Regions from separate parts of the Mus musculus genome. Here region 1 is linked to region 2. Evidence: chromatin loops called from intact Hi-C (ENCODE). Cell type or tissue: left cerebral cortex. All regions are shown on one strand.

The links. Hi-C counts contacts between places; a loop is a spot of excess contacts. Peaks named below come from ENCODE experiments on the same cell type or tissue, not always from the same donor. Only the 100,000 strongest peaks of a DNase experiment are listed, where the experiment ranks them.
Region 1: a loop joins it to region 2, with 2.7 times the contacts of the local background. A loop is called at or near these places in 12 of 42 quality-filtered maps.

Annotation. Positions count from the first base shown.
Region 1 is chr14:66,949,795-66,957,794 of GRCm38, forward strand. No RefSeq gene overlaps it. Among named protein-coding and RNA genes, the nearest start is that of Gm24258, 17 kb to the right of the region's middle. In left cerebral cortex, CTCF peaks have their summits at 1,767 (motif pointing right), 3,524 (motif pointing left) and 5,735 (motif pointing right); DNase peaks (open chromatin) are centred at 393, 3,523 and 7,758.
Region 2 is chr14:66,860,716-66,868,715 of GRCm38, forward strand. It overlaps Dpysl2 (dihydropyrimidinase-like 2), which reads right to left. Exons shown (of 14, transcript NM_001378767.1): 2 at 4,367-4,455; 3 at 1,758-1,942. Among named protein-coding and RNA genes, the nearest start is that of Gm5464, 4.1 kb to the right of the region's middle. In left cerebral cortex, a CTCF peak has its summit at 4,949; DNase peaks (open chromatin) are centred at 3,354, 4,984, 5,985, 6,440 and 2 more places; H3K4me3 peaks cover 4,196 bases; H3K27ac peaks cover 4,389 bases.

The DNA of each region.
Region 1 (8,000 bases), 89 kb after region 2:
CAAGCTGGAATGATTTACCTCAGCAGTTCCATTTTTCAAGGAATAATAGTAATAAATAGTACCTGCCCCACCTACTGGAGACCACATGATGCCGACTGGAAGGCACTCACGTGTTCCACAGAAACCGTAAGTGTGGTGAATGCCTCCACTTCTAGAAGCTTCTCCTAGCCTTCATTTCTCTCTGGGCGGCATTAGCACTTTCACAGGCTTGGAATACAGGATTTAATAAATCTTATCTGACTTTTGAGGGGCCAGGAGCCCCCAGCTGTCACCTGGGCTGCACGTCTTATGAAGAGTGGCAGATGGCAAACGTGCGTGGGAGCAGCTGCGAGACGTCACACGTCACTAGGGAGGCACAGATGGAAGCCACCGCAGGGACCAGGGTACACACACCTCTTAGAATGGCTGACATCCAAGGTTCTGACGGTCACAAGCAAGGGTGGGGCGGCAGGAGCTCTCTCCTCTGCTGCTCGCTTTGAGGAAGACTGGCCTGAAGACAGCTCTGCAGCTCTGTACAAAACTAAACAGTCCGACCCAGCACGACTCAGGAGTCACACTCAGATACATCTGCTAGAAACCATGTCCACACACAAAGCTGCACACAGATGCTTACAGGGGGTGTATTTATTTCACTAAAAAGGGGAAGTGAACGGACAAACCCTACAATGTCTGAGTCTATTATCACAGGGACTGTCCAGAAGGGCAAAACCTTGGAACAATAAACCATCAGGGCGTGGCACGGCCTTGAGGTGAGATGTAGGCACGGCAGGTGCACTGGAGGGGTTTTTAGGGCAGGGAAACAACTCTGTATGACACTGTAATGATGAACAATTGTTGTCACACATCTGTCAAGACCCAGCAAACCGGCATAGCGCAGCACGGACCTAATGTAAAACTATGAAGCTCAAATGATGGTGCGCCGATATTGGCCCATAAGTGGAAAACAATGTACACTATTAAGGCGAGATGTTACCAACAGGCCAGACATAGGGGTGTTTGCCCAGATTCCCAACCTCTGGGGAGTCAGGAAGATCAGTGGTGTTCAGAAGTTCAAGTCTAGCCTTGGCAACACAGTGAGACCCTGTTCTGTTCATGAAAAACAAGGCTGGCAAGAAGACTCAGCTGGTAAGGGTGCTGTCACTTTGCCTGATGTCCTGAGTTTGAGCTCTAGAACCCATAAAGCGAAAGGAGAGGCGCATTCTCGCTCAGACTCAGTGTATGCGCATGCGCGCACCATGCCCGGAAGCTAACTTTCTGATGTCAGGTTTCTCCTACCGTGGGTCCTAGGGAGGCTTGGGTCTGGCCACGGTGCTTTGCCGGTTGGGCACATCACTGGACTGCCTTCCTAGCGTTTACAAGGATTTGTTGGCAGTTTCCTTTGCAGCGCCTCACATGTGTCTTTGCTTTGCATGCTGGATTCTGAACCCTGGTAGGTCGTGGAGAGGCTCTCTGGTCTGGGCTCTAAATGCCACCGTTTGGGCGTCCACTCTTTGTCTAGTTCGGGAAGTTGCCGCTCTGACTTTACTGAGCAGACTCTGCCTCCTGGTTTTAGCACAGCTCCTGTAGGCTGGTCTGTCTCTGATCGCTTCATCACAGCTCAGCTTCTTTTCGGATGCTGACACTTGAACTCCGAATTTCCTCAACTCCATCCACCATTTTTTTTTTTTTTTTAAATAAAATGTTCAAATCTCTTTTTTAAAAAAAGATTTATTTATTTATTTTATGAGGATGAGTACACTGTAGCTGTCTTCAGACAAACCAGAAGAGGGCACCAGATCCCATTGCAGATGGTTGTGAGCGACCATGTGGTTGCTGGGAATTGAACACAGGACCTCTGGAAGAGCAATCAGTGCTCTTAAACGCTGAGCCGTCTCTCCAGCCCTCCATTCTCCATCTTAACGTTCTTTCTTCTGCTTGGTTCAGGATGTTCGTCTACCACGAGTGACTGTGTTGGTTTGTTTTGTTTTTTTGGTTTTTTTCCCCCTTCAAAATTTTCATTTCCAACACTTCTGTTTTGTTTTCAGACTCTAATGTTCTTTGTTGAATTTTCCTGCCATGCTGCTAACTAGTGCATACATACTGACTCTCTCGTCCATTTGCTGACATTTCCTTCCATGAGCCTGACCGTCTTCTCTGGGTCCTGGATTCAGCCCACCTGTTGTCTGTATCCTCTGGAGTCACTGGTCAGTCTTACAAGTAAACGTCTGAAACCTGTGTCTCTTGCCTACCTTGGTGGCTTTGAATTCAGTGACTGGAGAGTTGGGCTCTTTTGAAGGGTCATGTTACCTGGCTTTTCCACACGCTTCTGTCCTGTGACTTTGTTAGTGGGACCTCTCTTCCAGCTTTTTTGGGGAATCTTCCTGTGAGCAGTCTAGTCTAGAGGGCTGAATCCCCAACGCTGCTCAGAGCAAAGAAAGAAAACTATTGTAACAAGGATCTCAAACCCTGCAACATACAGAATGACTGAAAAGCAGTTAGAGCCCCAAGCAGGACCAAAACTGATCTAAGCCTGGAAATGTCTAACGCAATGCAGAATGAGCTGTCAGGTTAGAAAGTTAGAGCAAATGCGGGGACAGTCAATGAGAGGAAGGAAAGACGTAGAAAGAAGGAAGGACAACAGGAGAGCAAGTTAAAGAGGGAAGAGAGAAACGAAGCAGAGCAGAATGCTTTGAAGAGCAAGAACGAGGAGTAAGAGATGATAAAAACAGATTAGCATAAGATCTCCCAGTAATTAGAAAGCTTAAAAAACAAAATCACACCCATGTAAGAAGAGGAATAAAAATTTTAAATGCTAGATTTTAAAAAAAAATGAAACTAATAAGATAAGTCAAAACAGCTGTGGCGGGCGGGGGGGGGGGAGCTAAGATTCTATTCTGCACATAGTTTTCTGTGCAGTTATAACTGTGTGAGAGGGAGAAACTGCCCGTAAGTATTGCAGCAGGGGACTCAAATAAACTTTTTTGAGAATTGGGAGTGGGGTAAAAAATTTGTCCAGTAACAAGAAAAAACTGCATGAGGGCTGGAGAGATGGCACAATGGTTGAGACCATTTCCTGCTCTTCCAGAGGACTTGGGTTTAATTCTCAACATGGCAGCTCACAACCATCTATAACTCCAAATGTCCTCTTCTGGCCTCCACAGCCAATGGGCATGGATGTGGTACACAGACATAAGTGCAAGCAAAACACTTACACACATAAAATAAAATTTTTAAAAAAGGGAATCTTTTTTTTAACTTGGAAAAGAAAAGTGAATTGACAAGATTGAGCTATAAAAGGGCATAAAGAATAAAACCACGTATTAATTGTTTTGACACAATAAAGTAAAAATACTACTAAAAACAGTTAAAAATAAAATGGGAGAAGAGGAAAGAAGAAACTAGCGAGGAGCATCAGCCCAACTGTGCACTTTGCCCTTTCTGCAGTCATTGCCTCTACTGAGCCACTACCCTGCAGATCTGATGGCTCCCGGAGTCGCCTCCTCTTTATGGCTTGCCTTCTTTGTACACTGGGGGCCTCTGCTGGCCACACGTAGCTTTGCAGTGTGGGAGCTGAGCAGGTGTCTGTGCTCCAGGACAGCCTGACTGTAAGCAGCCCCTGGGGTAGTTCATGTTCTAGCTGTGGGGTGTATCCTGAGTATACACTCCAGTGGGAGAGCAACCACAGCGCTGAGATATGTTCAAGCCGAGACCCCGTCCTCATGGCTCACAACTCGCCAAGTACAGATCTCCCTGGGCCGAGGTCAGCGGTAGGTATAGAGTATTATACCTATATAGGTTGTATAGGTAGGTATAGAGTATAGGTGACTCTGGGAGTTGACCTACCTGCTAACCTCTGGCTGAGGGTTGTCAAGTCAAGAGTTTTCTCTGCTGATGGCCACTGCTTGCTAAGCTCTTCTCTGTGCCTCCTGCCCCTGTGCGTCTCAGCCTAGTTTCTTTTCAGTGTTACCTGTGTCTTCCTGTTTGTGTACACTCCCCCCCCTTTGCCGGGTGTATGTGTGCACTCACATTCGCGTATGTATGTGCATGCATATTTGTGTGTGACTTCATGTGATATGTCACAGTGCACGTGTGAGGATCACTTACCAGCTTGGGGTTGGTTCATACTTTCCACACTGTGTGATACACAGTGCTTGCTCGCTGGTGCCTAGCTGGCCCACACACTTCCAGGGATTCCCTTGTGGCTGCCTACCATCTTGCCTTGGGAGTTCTTCAATTACAGAAGCACTGTGGTGTCCTGCTTTGTGTGGGTACCGGGATCCAAACTCAAGTCTTCACACTTGCACAGAAAGTGATTAACCCACTGAGCCATCTCCCTAGCTAGATGCCGTTGGTCTCATGCCAATTCTTTGCCTCACCCAGCTTCCATGGAGACTCTTCTTCATATATGTGTGTGTGTATATATATATTCTTTTATTAGATATTTTCCTTATTTACATTTCAAATGTTATCCCCTTTCCAGGTCTCCCTTCTGGAAACCCCCTATCCCATCCCTCCTCCCCTGCCTCTATGAGGGTGCTCCCTCACCCACCCACTCCCACCTTCCTGCCCTGGCATTCCTCTACACTGGGGCATCCAACTCCCTCAGACCTAGGGCTGCTCCTCCCACTGATGTCCAACAAGGCCATCCTCTGCCACATATGTAGCCAGAGCCATGGGTACCTCCATGTGTTGGTTGGTGGTCCAGTCCCCAGGAGCTCCAGGGGATCTGGCAGATTGACACTGTTGCTCCCTGCATGGGGCTGTAAATCCCCCAACCCCTGCACCTAGCTCCTTCAGTCCCTTCTCCAACTCCTCTATCGGTCCAATGGTTGGCTGCGAGCATCCACCCCTGTATGTCAGGCTCTGGCAGAGACTCTCGGGAGACAGCCATATCAGGCTCCCATCAGCAAGCACTTCCCGGCATCCACAATAGCATAATAGTGTCTGGGTTTGGTGACTGAATATGGGATGGACCCCCAGGATGTAGAGAAAGTGGAACACTCCTCCATTGCTGGAGGGATTGCAAGCTGGTACAACCACTCTGGAAATCAGTCTGGTGGTTCCTCAGATAATTGGACATAGTATTACCGGAGGATCCAGCAATACCTCTCCTGGGCATATACCCAGAAGATGCTCCAACTTGTAATAAGGACACATGCTCCACTATGTTCATAGCAGTCATATTTATAATAGAAGCTGGAAACAACCCAGATATCCCTCAACAGAGGAATGGATACAGAAAATGTGATACATTTACACAATGGAGTACTACTCAGCTATTAAAAACATTGACTTCATGAAATTCGAAGGCAAATGGATAGAACTTGAAAATATCATCCTGAGTGAGGTAACCCAATCACAAAAGAACACACATGGTATGCACTCACTGATAACTGGACATTTGCCCAAAAGTTCAGAATATCCAAGTTTCAATTCACAGACCACATGAAGCCCAAGAAGAAGGAAGACCAAAGTGTGGATGCTTCAGTCCTTCTTAGAAGGGGGAACAAAATACTCACAGGAGGAAATATGGAGACAAAGTATGGAACAGAGCTGAAGGACAGGCCATCCAGAGACTGGAGACTCTTCTTAACAGCACTTATGAAAGTCTTGCTCTAGAGGACCTATCGGTGAGGCTACTTGTCCATGGACAACAGGCTAACCTGCAGAGCCTGACTGCTCTCTGTGATAAAGCAATTTACTGCCCTCTTAACATAAGCAAGGGCCTTTTCCCCTACACATCCTCGCCAGCAGGAGGAGCAAGAGCACCCCACTGTTTTATTCTTACTCACTGGATTACTGGCTCAGTAGCTTCTCTTGGACGTTTACTGCAGTAGAAAATAACAGTTTCGTCTCCCTTCAATGCTATCCTTACTTATCCTTATCTTTTCTCAGGATTGGTCTCTGTTTACATTTTAGGCAGCTTTGTTCTTCCCTAGTCTGTGTGCTTCGGACTATATAAGTGCACTGGCTACTGTTTTGCCCTTGAGCAGAGGTTTTGATATGTAACAACTGTCGTGACTTTATTTCTAAGTAATTCAATTTTAAGTCCCCCTGCCCCGTCAATTGGTAGGAGCTTTTATTTCATATTCATTTGTTGCTTTATATACTTGTTACTTTAAACAACTCAAAAGTATACACTAATAAAAAAATCAAGACAATCTCTCATTCGTGTGGCTAAATATAAAAATTTCATGTTTACCTCCAACTCTTTTTACAAGAAGCAAACACTACGAATTCTTATAGGCTTGTTCATAAATTACTCTGGACATTGTCATTATTATTCGTTGTTACTTGCTGTTATTTGGTTGTGATCATCCTGCATTTTTAGAATTGAGATTTTCTTTGATATCTGGTGATCAATTTCTTTTTTAAAAAAAGATTTATTTTTATTTATGTGTATGTATGCGTGTGCATACGGAGGGGTGCCCAAGGCCAGAGAGGGCATCAGATCCCCTGGAATGGGAGTTACAGATGACAGGCACAGTGGGCGTGCTGGGGAATATACTAACCCTGGTCTTCTGGAAGAGAACCTGTGTCCCAACCACTGAGAGATCTCCATGGCCCCAGGAGGTATAGTTTTAAAAATAGATTTTTAAAAAACTTGTAATTTTAATCTTGAATTCTATTTTTGTCCGGTCTGAACAATATTTCCTTAAAAGATCCTTTTCATACAATTTAAATTTTTTATATTTATTTCTTTGCCACGCTGGGGAAACCCCAAAGCTGTGCCCACGTAGTTAAGAACTCTTCGTCTGAGCTTCACACCGAGCTTCCATCAACTGACAAATATAAATTATAGGGTACATACTTATGGGGTACCATGTGACATTCTGATGCATGATAATGTGAGGTACCTTGTCATGTGTGATGTAGACTTTTTCTACAGCCAGATACTCTTGGATTTCAGAGAGGCATTTAAGAAAACATTTAACCTCACTTCCATTTATTGAGATTCCTGGTGTGGTTAGCACATTCCTAATTTTCTTTTATGTTTGATTCTTACTGTACTTTTCTCTCCCTCTTTTCTGACTTTTGTCAGATTACGGTGCTCTTCTAATGACTTGGACGTTCTGTGTTACGGTTCCAGTTTTGTGCTGGTACCCTCTCACTTTAAACTCCGGGGTGTTTTGTTTTAAATCAGGATCTAGCGATGATCAAACTATGCCCATCCTCTTGGATACCCTGCCTGGGGGTGACAGGGAACCGAGCATCCTGAGCAAAGATGCTGTGCCCGCCAGTGTGGTTCTCAGCCGCATTCGACAAAATGAAAAGAGAAAGAACCAGGAGTCAGGCAGCAGGTTTGCCTTCTGGCTCACAAGTGGGGTCCTGGTGGCCAGGAGCCAGGAACCACCAGGAGGCTACGGGAATTACCAAGGCCCAAACTGAGGACAGGCCATAAGTTACTTGTTTTAACATGGCCTGGGAAGCGTGACTGAGAGGAAATGACTGTTGAGAAGAAGGGTTTTCCCTCACAGCATGTCACCGGGGGCCATCTGGTCGGGAGGCAGAGAGAAATGGAGGCAGGGAGCTTTACTGTGGTTAAGTGGGAAAAGCAGCACGCACTGAGGACTGGCAAGCCTTGGCAGCTTTGTCCACTGCTGCCTGGGGCCTGGCCTAGTGATGATTAGGGCAGAGCTGGATAACCACCAGTGAGGGGGCACTGGGTGATGGGGATACGGACTTTGGATCAACTGGTTTGAAAGTTGAAATCCAAACCTTTTGGATTGTCTCTAGGGAGCAGCTGGCCCCGAGAAGAACAGTCTTTCAGGATCATCAAGGCCCCAGATGGAGCACCATCCAGAAATAAGAAGGCAGTTACTATAAAAGTCTCATTAAAGTGGGAAGGCTGACGAGGACACAGGGGCAGGCAAAGATGCTGCAAAAACGGAGTAAAAACTGGCTGTGGTAGGGGCCTACTGTACTGGCTGGTTTTGTGTGTCAACTTGACACAGGCTGGAGTTATCACAGAGAAAGGAGCTTCTGTTGGGAGCCGCGCCCAGTTGGGGAAATGGCTCCAT
Region 2 (8,000 bases):
TGTGTGTGTGTGCGTGTGTGTATATGTGTGTGTATATATATATATATTGCATTGTTAAGTGTGGGAATGAGAAGAAAGTATTAGCTATGTAAATACTTACTGTACAGATGAGATCTAATGCCCAGCAAGTTCATGCTGAGAAGAGACCAGATCCCTAGACTCCTGATTCCTAGTGAAGGGTACTTTCCTGTCACAGAGGCATGGCAATGCTTATTGTAACCGACCACTCCCTGGGAAAATGTTGTCTGTGGAATGCTAATCCACAGAGGCCACAGCACAGGCCTCCTTGGTGTCCACTTCAACTCAAGGCTGGTTACCACCCTGATTTGGCCTTTCTATCTGATATTAGAGTGGTCTGGATTTCTTTTGGTTCACTCAGAAAAAAAAAATGGGGAGGGATCAGGAAGTGACCGCTCAGTCAGTGGGATGCCAAGAAGCCAAAGAGACCAGCAAGCCAAGATGGGGCTATCCATGAAAGGCTCTCCCAAGAACGTCACTCCCAAGGCAGAGCGGCAAGAACCACCCCTGGAGGATCTGTCTGGGAACAGAGGGCTGTCCCCAACACTTCAGACTGAAAACCAGGATGATAGGAACAACAGGGAGCTGGTTCTAATTTAAAATGCAGGAGCCACAGGACATTACGCCTCTGGTTTCAGGAAAATGATGAGACCCCCAAAGCCACAGTCATCACTGAAAAAACACCCAGGAAGACAGGCCTCAAAAAGCACAAACTGTGGGGCTCTTTCAGTGTTGGTCCCAACCCCGCTAAACTTTCCCTCCATGACACAGAGAACTGACAACGTCAGTTCTTTCTTTGGACGTCTTTGGACAACGTCCCTTTCTAACAAAGGACTCTGCTAGGCCACTGTGCAGCTCCTTCACCTCCCCCAGCCCACCAGTCAAAAGGCTTGCTGGACTCAAACCACTCACAAGCAAGCTCTGAACACAGCTGCCTTGTCTGGCGAATACACTTTAGACTTGGTTGAATCAAGAACACAAAACCCTGAGAGGGACGCCATAAAAGCACACCACTGTGGGTGCCTACAGCTTTCCTATCTCACAGACAAAGCATATCAGTGGGTCTTGTTCCCAGCACAGTAGCCCATCTCATTCAGTGTCCAGAGCAGAATAGAATAGTACTCCCTTGATGGACCTCCCTGTCATTGGAATAGAGGTTTCAGTCGAACACGCCATTGCGTCTGAGTGTGGTGGCATATGCCTATCACCCCAGCATTTGGGAGGCAGGGACATGAAGATCAGGAACAAACCTCAGGTATAATACAGAGGGATTGAGGCCAGCCTGGGCTACTTAAGACCTTGTCTGAAAAAAAAAAAGAAAAAGAAAAAACAAACAAACAAAAGAAAAAAAAAAACAGAAAATTCTTCCCTATTCTATCTTCATTCTGAGAAGAATCCTTATAAGTTTTATAATCTAATATTTATGACTTCAAATGCCATACTTTCATAACCCAGACACATTTTGAGGTCAAGGAGGACAAAAGTGTCAAAGACAATCAAGCAGCTAGGCCTCCTCTCATCCTCTACCTTTTCGTAGAAGCTCACCATCACGTTCAACTGCAGGAACAAAGCTTAGGAGAAAGTAAGGCTAAGGAAATAAAGACAGTTCACTCTCTGTGGTCTCCTTATTGGGTAGATCAAACCTCTGCTCCGTTCACCCAAGGGAAGATTCTAGTGTCACAGGCTCATTTTCAGACTGCCCTGAATCCAGGTTAAAACTGATGGCGCCCAAGTCTTACTGATCATGGTGGTTCCCCCGGCCAGGGCCGCCTTGGTTCCCTGGAAGAAGTCATCAGCGGATGTCATTCCCTGGTCAGGCATCTGGAAGCGAGTATGCACGTCAATCCCTCCGGGAATCACCATTCTGGAGTGGGCTTCGATGGTCTTCACCCCTCCTGGTACAATCAGGTTTTCTCCTATTTGCCTAAGAAAGCAGAGTTGGTGAGAGAGAGGTGCCAGGGAAATGTGGAACCAAATTGGATCTGACAATCTGTTTTCATTAAACTGTAAGCATACCTTCCCTGCACGACGAGTGCTTTTTGGGTTGTTACTCTAATCTTTCATGGGAGCCCCCGCCCACTCCTCATCCTCATTCTCACCTTCATGCAGAATGAACTAGGAAGCTAGGCACAGGGGCTCATATAATCCCAGCGCTTGAAAGGCTGACATGAGAATTATATCTAGTTCAAGGTCAGCCTTGGCTACAGAGTGAGTTCCTAGCCCACCTGGACTAAACCCAACGGTAACTTACACGAGGCAGCAAATTCCCCATTCAATGCCAAGTTATCAGAAACCTCTAAGATTGAATAATGACAAAGCCCCAAAACACTTGCATAACATTCGCTCCGCCATCTCCCGACAACCCCCATTCGGCTAGTTTTCCAATAACAACTCACTCTAGAGCTGACTCTCTCTCCCAACATCTGTTTGCCCTATTTTTCCTTTTCAATGTGGGAAAAATGGAGGTGGTAGAGTGGATAGAGAGAGAGAGAGCAAAAGCAAAAAAAAAAAAAAAAAGGAAAAAGTAAACACTGTAATTCCAGCAACTACAATGTGGAAAGCAGGTGCTCATGGACTCAGATAAAGGTAAGAAAACAAACATCCATGGTGGCGGTGCTGGGGACGCTCATCATACCCACTGGGGGAAGGGGGGCTTGTGGCGGCTCTTTCTGTTTGTGAGGTTTTTGTGTGTTGTGTTGTATCTGAGATAGTGTCTCTCTCAGAGCCCTGGCTGCCCTAGAACTCACTATGTAGACCAAGTTAATCTCAAACTCAGAGAACAGCCTGCCTATACCTCCGAAGATGTGGGATTGAAAAGTGTGTGCTACCACACCCGGCTGTAGAGTTTTATCCTTGAGACAAGATCTCCTCATCCTATTAAAAAAAAAAATTTTTTTTTTTAATTTTACTACATCTTTCCACCAATTTTTAAAAAGAAGAATGAATAAAGGAAGAGCTGAATTTCTCAGACAAGTGAACTATCCTAAAAATAGTATCATCAGGCTGTTCCATTCCAAGCCAGTGTCCTTCAGCCAGACCCATCACACTCTCCTATGACTGGGATGCCAAAGGAATAAGAAAGTCATAGCCTGTGATTGCTCAAAGCTGGGACTGTTACAGACAAACACACATGGAGAAAGCATTAGCTATGGAAACACTAAGATCCATTTTGGCTTCCTAAGTCAGGATATGAGCTTCCAAGCAATCAGAGCCTGTCCAGCTCGCCCTTCTCCAGGCTCACTTGCTGCTGGAGTTTGATGAACACTGCTTATTTACAAGATGTCATTCCCTGTGATGTTTGTCTTTGAGCAGATGTGCTCTCTCTCTCTCCAGAGCCTGTGAGCTGTCCCCAGAGGAAAGGCATGAAGATATTGTTGTACACTGTTCAATTAACCCTCCAGAGTCCCAAAATACCCAAACTCAGAACCCAGTGCACAAGCAACACAGAGTGGTCTTATCTGTGCTAGGAACCACTTCAAGAATTGAACCTTAGGGCCGGAGAGATGGCTCAAGGATTAAGATCACTTGCTTCTCTTCCAAAGGACATAGGTTCAATTCCCCACACCCACAAGGTGGCTCACAACCATCCTGTTTCACAGGATCCAATGCCCTCTTCTGACTTTCAAGGGCACAACAGGCACACCCATGGTGCACATACATACACAGAAGCAACATATTCATATACATGAAATAAATCTACAAGAAATTTTTTTAAACAAATAAAGAAATGAAATCTAAAATCCTTCTAAGATTAGGCAGTCATTTGTCTGAGGTGCTGGTAATTAACTCAGTGTCCTGTGGCCCTTCCTGACTAAGCAAGCAGATACACATCTTAACAGGACAGGCTGCAGCTGCATTCCACATTTATGTCCTATGCCTGAGTACTCCATCCCAAATAACTGCAGTGTAGCCTATCACAAACCAAGTATATGAACTGGCAACAGGGGGACGCTGGGTCACCTCTGTTAAAAATAGTAGATTACATAATACATGGGTGTTTGTGTGTGCTGTGACTTCGAATTCCCCGAATCTGAATCTCCAAATTTATTAATTACCACCAATAAAAACAAGCTTAAAATATGCTAAATTGGTCACTTTTTGGTTCTTGGCAGTGCCTGACTGATGCCAGATGCACATTCTACCAATGTTACAACATTCCCAGCCCAAGCTCAGTGACTCTTGGAGTCATTAAAGCTTGAGACTACTACATGAAAGAAGTGGAAGCTTAGGAACACTGGGAAGGGGGGGGGGGAATGCATGTATATATACACATACATACACACACACACACACACACACACACACACACACATACACACACCTCCACATAGCAATGAATCGTACTTACTTGATCAACCCATCTTCCATGTATATGTCTGCATAGAAGGACTGGTCATCATTCACAATCTTGCCACCTTTGATCAGAAGACGATCGCTCTGTAACAGAGAGGGGAACCAAGTCACAACACATAACTGCCGCAGGAGAAGCATCAATCAGTCCCGAGGAAAGGGAGGTGAAGGGCATGCTTTTTACCATTCAAGAGTGATGCTCAAAGCCAGGAGATTTTGGAAGGTACCTTAACCAAGGTGAACCTACGCTAGACAAGCCGTTCATTGCCTGATTCATCAGAAGGCACTGACAGCGCTCACCCCTGACAAACAACCACCTTTTAAAGAACGCCTTAGAGTCCAAAACAAAAGGGGCATTACAGAACACCCCAGCAAAGGAAGACAATCCTTCTGAAATTATATTTGGCTAAACCTCATCTTTTAAAAAATAATTAATTAAAGAAAATTCCACCCACATGTAGGAAAGTCATGTCTTGGCAAAGTTTTTGTCGGGGAAAACTGACCAAAAGTCTGTTGTCATAGCAGATGCTACACAAACACAGGAACATCGGCCATAACAAGTTTTCAGCTCAGCGCGTCCACTCCGTCCTCATTTATCTGTGTGGTGAATCACAGCAAGTGCAGTGGGCAGGGGAGGGGCTATAAAAACACACACCCATTTAACAGGTAGAAACAGAGCTTCATGATAAATTAGAGATGCGGGGGATTTTATGTCTAATACCACTACAGATGGTTGGTCCACTTTTATGTAAAGTAAGTAAATAAATAAATAAATAAATAACGATAATCCAACTGAAAAAGCCAAGAGTATGAAAAAAAAAAAAAAAAAAAAAAAAAAACGCTTTGTTCTGATGCACAGCTATCCAAAATACTGTGGGCGGGATGCATGCAGTGTCACCACCTCGGGCTGGGAGGATGTACAGGTTTATTATTTCAGAATAGGTATAAACTGTACAAGCAGAGCCATGCCCTACACTGCACTTTTCAGAACAGCATTCATCTAGATAAGAGTCAACCCAGAACTCGGTTACAAAGTACAATCTCAGAAAGTGCCACTTGCATTTTGCAACTACCAAGAAAAGGAAACTATAGAGTTTCCTTAAAAGATTCATAGAATGCTACAGAACAAAGAAAACAAGATACAGTGGCGCACAAATGTAGCCATTATTGGGCTTGGAAAATGTTTATTGTTTCTGTTAAGTTGAAAAACTAGATCAGTTTAGTTTTACACTGTAGGGTCATCTATTCAGGTGAAGGCATTGGGAAAGCCCTTGAAAACCATCAACACGGAGAGGGTAAACAAAAAAAAAAATCTTTATTAAACCTACCCCACATACATATCATGCTATCAGAGCCTTGGAACTTCTCTGGAGTGAATGGAGCAAGATTCTATGACTGTGAGGAAACTGAGGCTTCAGCCTGCAAGGGTCCCTCCTTTCTCCCCTGAGGGAACTGGCTGTGGTGTGGGAGTCAAGAAGTCCTGCTCTTTACCACCTCCCCTTCCTCATAGCAATACCTGTCACAAAACATCACTGTGAGTTCCCAGCCAACGGGCGGGGGAGGGGAGTCGGAATTATAGTCTGTTCAACCTAGAGCCTTCTAGAAGGCTTCTTACATAAGAGACTGGCCACAGTGACAGAGGGATTGAACTAATAGGTCCTAGGGCACAGAACTAGATAACTTTAAAGAATGGAGAGGGCACTCTTTTAAAAAGTAGTCTTGTTGGTTGCCTATTTTCCCCTTCCATACTGTCAAAAGATTTTTGTCTTGATCGTGCACGAAAACAGCAAATCGTGAGGTTTGCTGGAAATCTCCCCACCCCCACTGCTCAGATGCCATCCTTCAGCGCGATGAACATTTAACATGCATCCGGTGTGTCAGCCCTTTGGGATCTGGTACCGAGGATTTGCGCGCGAGGGTTGGGGGGTGGGGTGCCTTGAGAAAAGGCTAGTACCCACCCTCGCCTAAAAACAACTCAGCCCAAGCTAGAAACCTCAGGCACACGCCCCCTCCTCTGGGCAACAGTTCCTACTGCAGATGGGTGTGTCCTTGTGCACCAAGGAAAAAGAGGCCGAGGTCCCAGGGTCCCAGAGACAAGCAGAGCAAAATCTCATCCTCAAATCCCGCCTTAAAACTCATCTTCCCTATTTGAGATGCCTTCGCATCTGCATATCCCTGGGTCCAACCTGGCCAGTGCTATCGCACAGCATTATATAACAATGAATTTCCTTGGCGATTCTCCCTGCCTGGAATCTCCAAGGATGTAGAAAATTAGACTGGTGAGATTTTTTTTTTTTCAGTAAAAGATGCAAAGAGAGGGGGAGGGCAGGGCACCACCCTCTGCATCCCCGAAGCATCGTAAATTCCTCGCAGAGGTGCTTGTCGGGGATGGAGGCCCTGAAAGAGGACGGCATCTCGGCCACCACGATCATTGTCTGGAACCAGCCGGGCCATCTGCGTGAGACGCGAGTCGCAGCCAGCGCCATTACCTCCGCGAGCTTGCTCGCTGCTGTCCCCAGCGCCCACCCGCCCAGCCCGCTTTGTATGCGCCACCACGGCCGCCTCCCTGGTGGCGGAAGGAGCAGAAAAGACGAAAAAGAGAGCCGGAAACCCTGCCAAGACCCCAGCCTCAAACCAGAGGGTTCCACGGGTCCTCCGCGTCCACAAAAAGCTCCCGCCCTTCTCTGCTCATCATTGAGTCCCTCCTCATCATCCCGGTTCACCCTGCCCTTTCCAGCATCCCTCCCTGTCATGACGCCTCCGGGCTGGAACTCGCTCTTTCTCACAGGAGGAAGGCTCCAGAAAGCTCTTTCTGGAGGGGGCGGAAGAAACGGGAGAATCTGTTTTCCCAGCTCCCCACACCCCCAAGCTCCCGGATCCCAGCCTCTCCGCTCGCAGTCGGAGAACAATATCAGAGCGTCGACCATGCATATTCAATCTGGCATCCATTTGCTTGCACCCCGCGGGCAGCGCTGCAGCATCTCGTGCTGACAATGAAAGATACAGCGGATCTGGCGCGCTACCCAAGGCTACCTCCATGCATCCTCGCACCTATTTCAATGCCTTGCAAATTGCGTGCCTTATAACTGTTATTGCATCTTCAACCCCAACCCCCACCTTCACCACCATCGCCTACGTTGGCAACAAGAAGGAAAAGTTGAGTCTCTTTCCTTCGCCTTTGAAATACATTTCTTAGATAGTCTATGTCACAAAAGGTTGCTCGCCTTTCTCAAGTACCAAACTTACCGTGATGCGTGGAATATTTTTCTTCCCCTGATAAGACATCTCTCCGGGGGGCGGGAGGAAGTAATCTCAAGAGGACAGCTTTAAAGCAAAGATAGCCGGAAAAAAAAAGACTTGGTTTAAAATATATATATATTTATATTTGTAGGAAAAAGGTACAATCCCTTAACTGGTCTTGCTATTAGGAGATTTCAAAACAGATGCAATCCTCTGTCTCTTTTCCTCTCCTCCAACACAGATCCAGCTAGGGCGGAAAAAAGAAAGAGGGAGAGAGAACAGGAGGGAAGGGGGTGGAAATAAACTACAGCAATAAAAGCCTTGGTTCCAGTCGGCCTCGATCGCGCCTGCGCCGCCAGCCACTCCCTTTCCTCCCAGGCAAAAGCCATCCG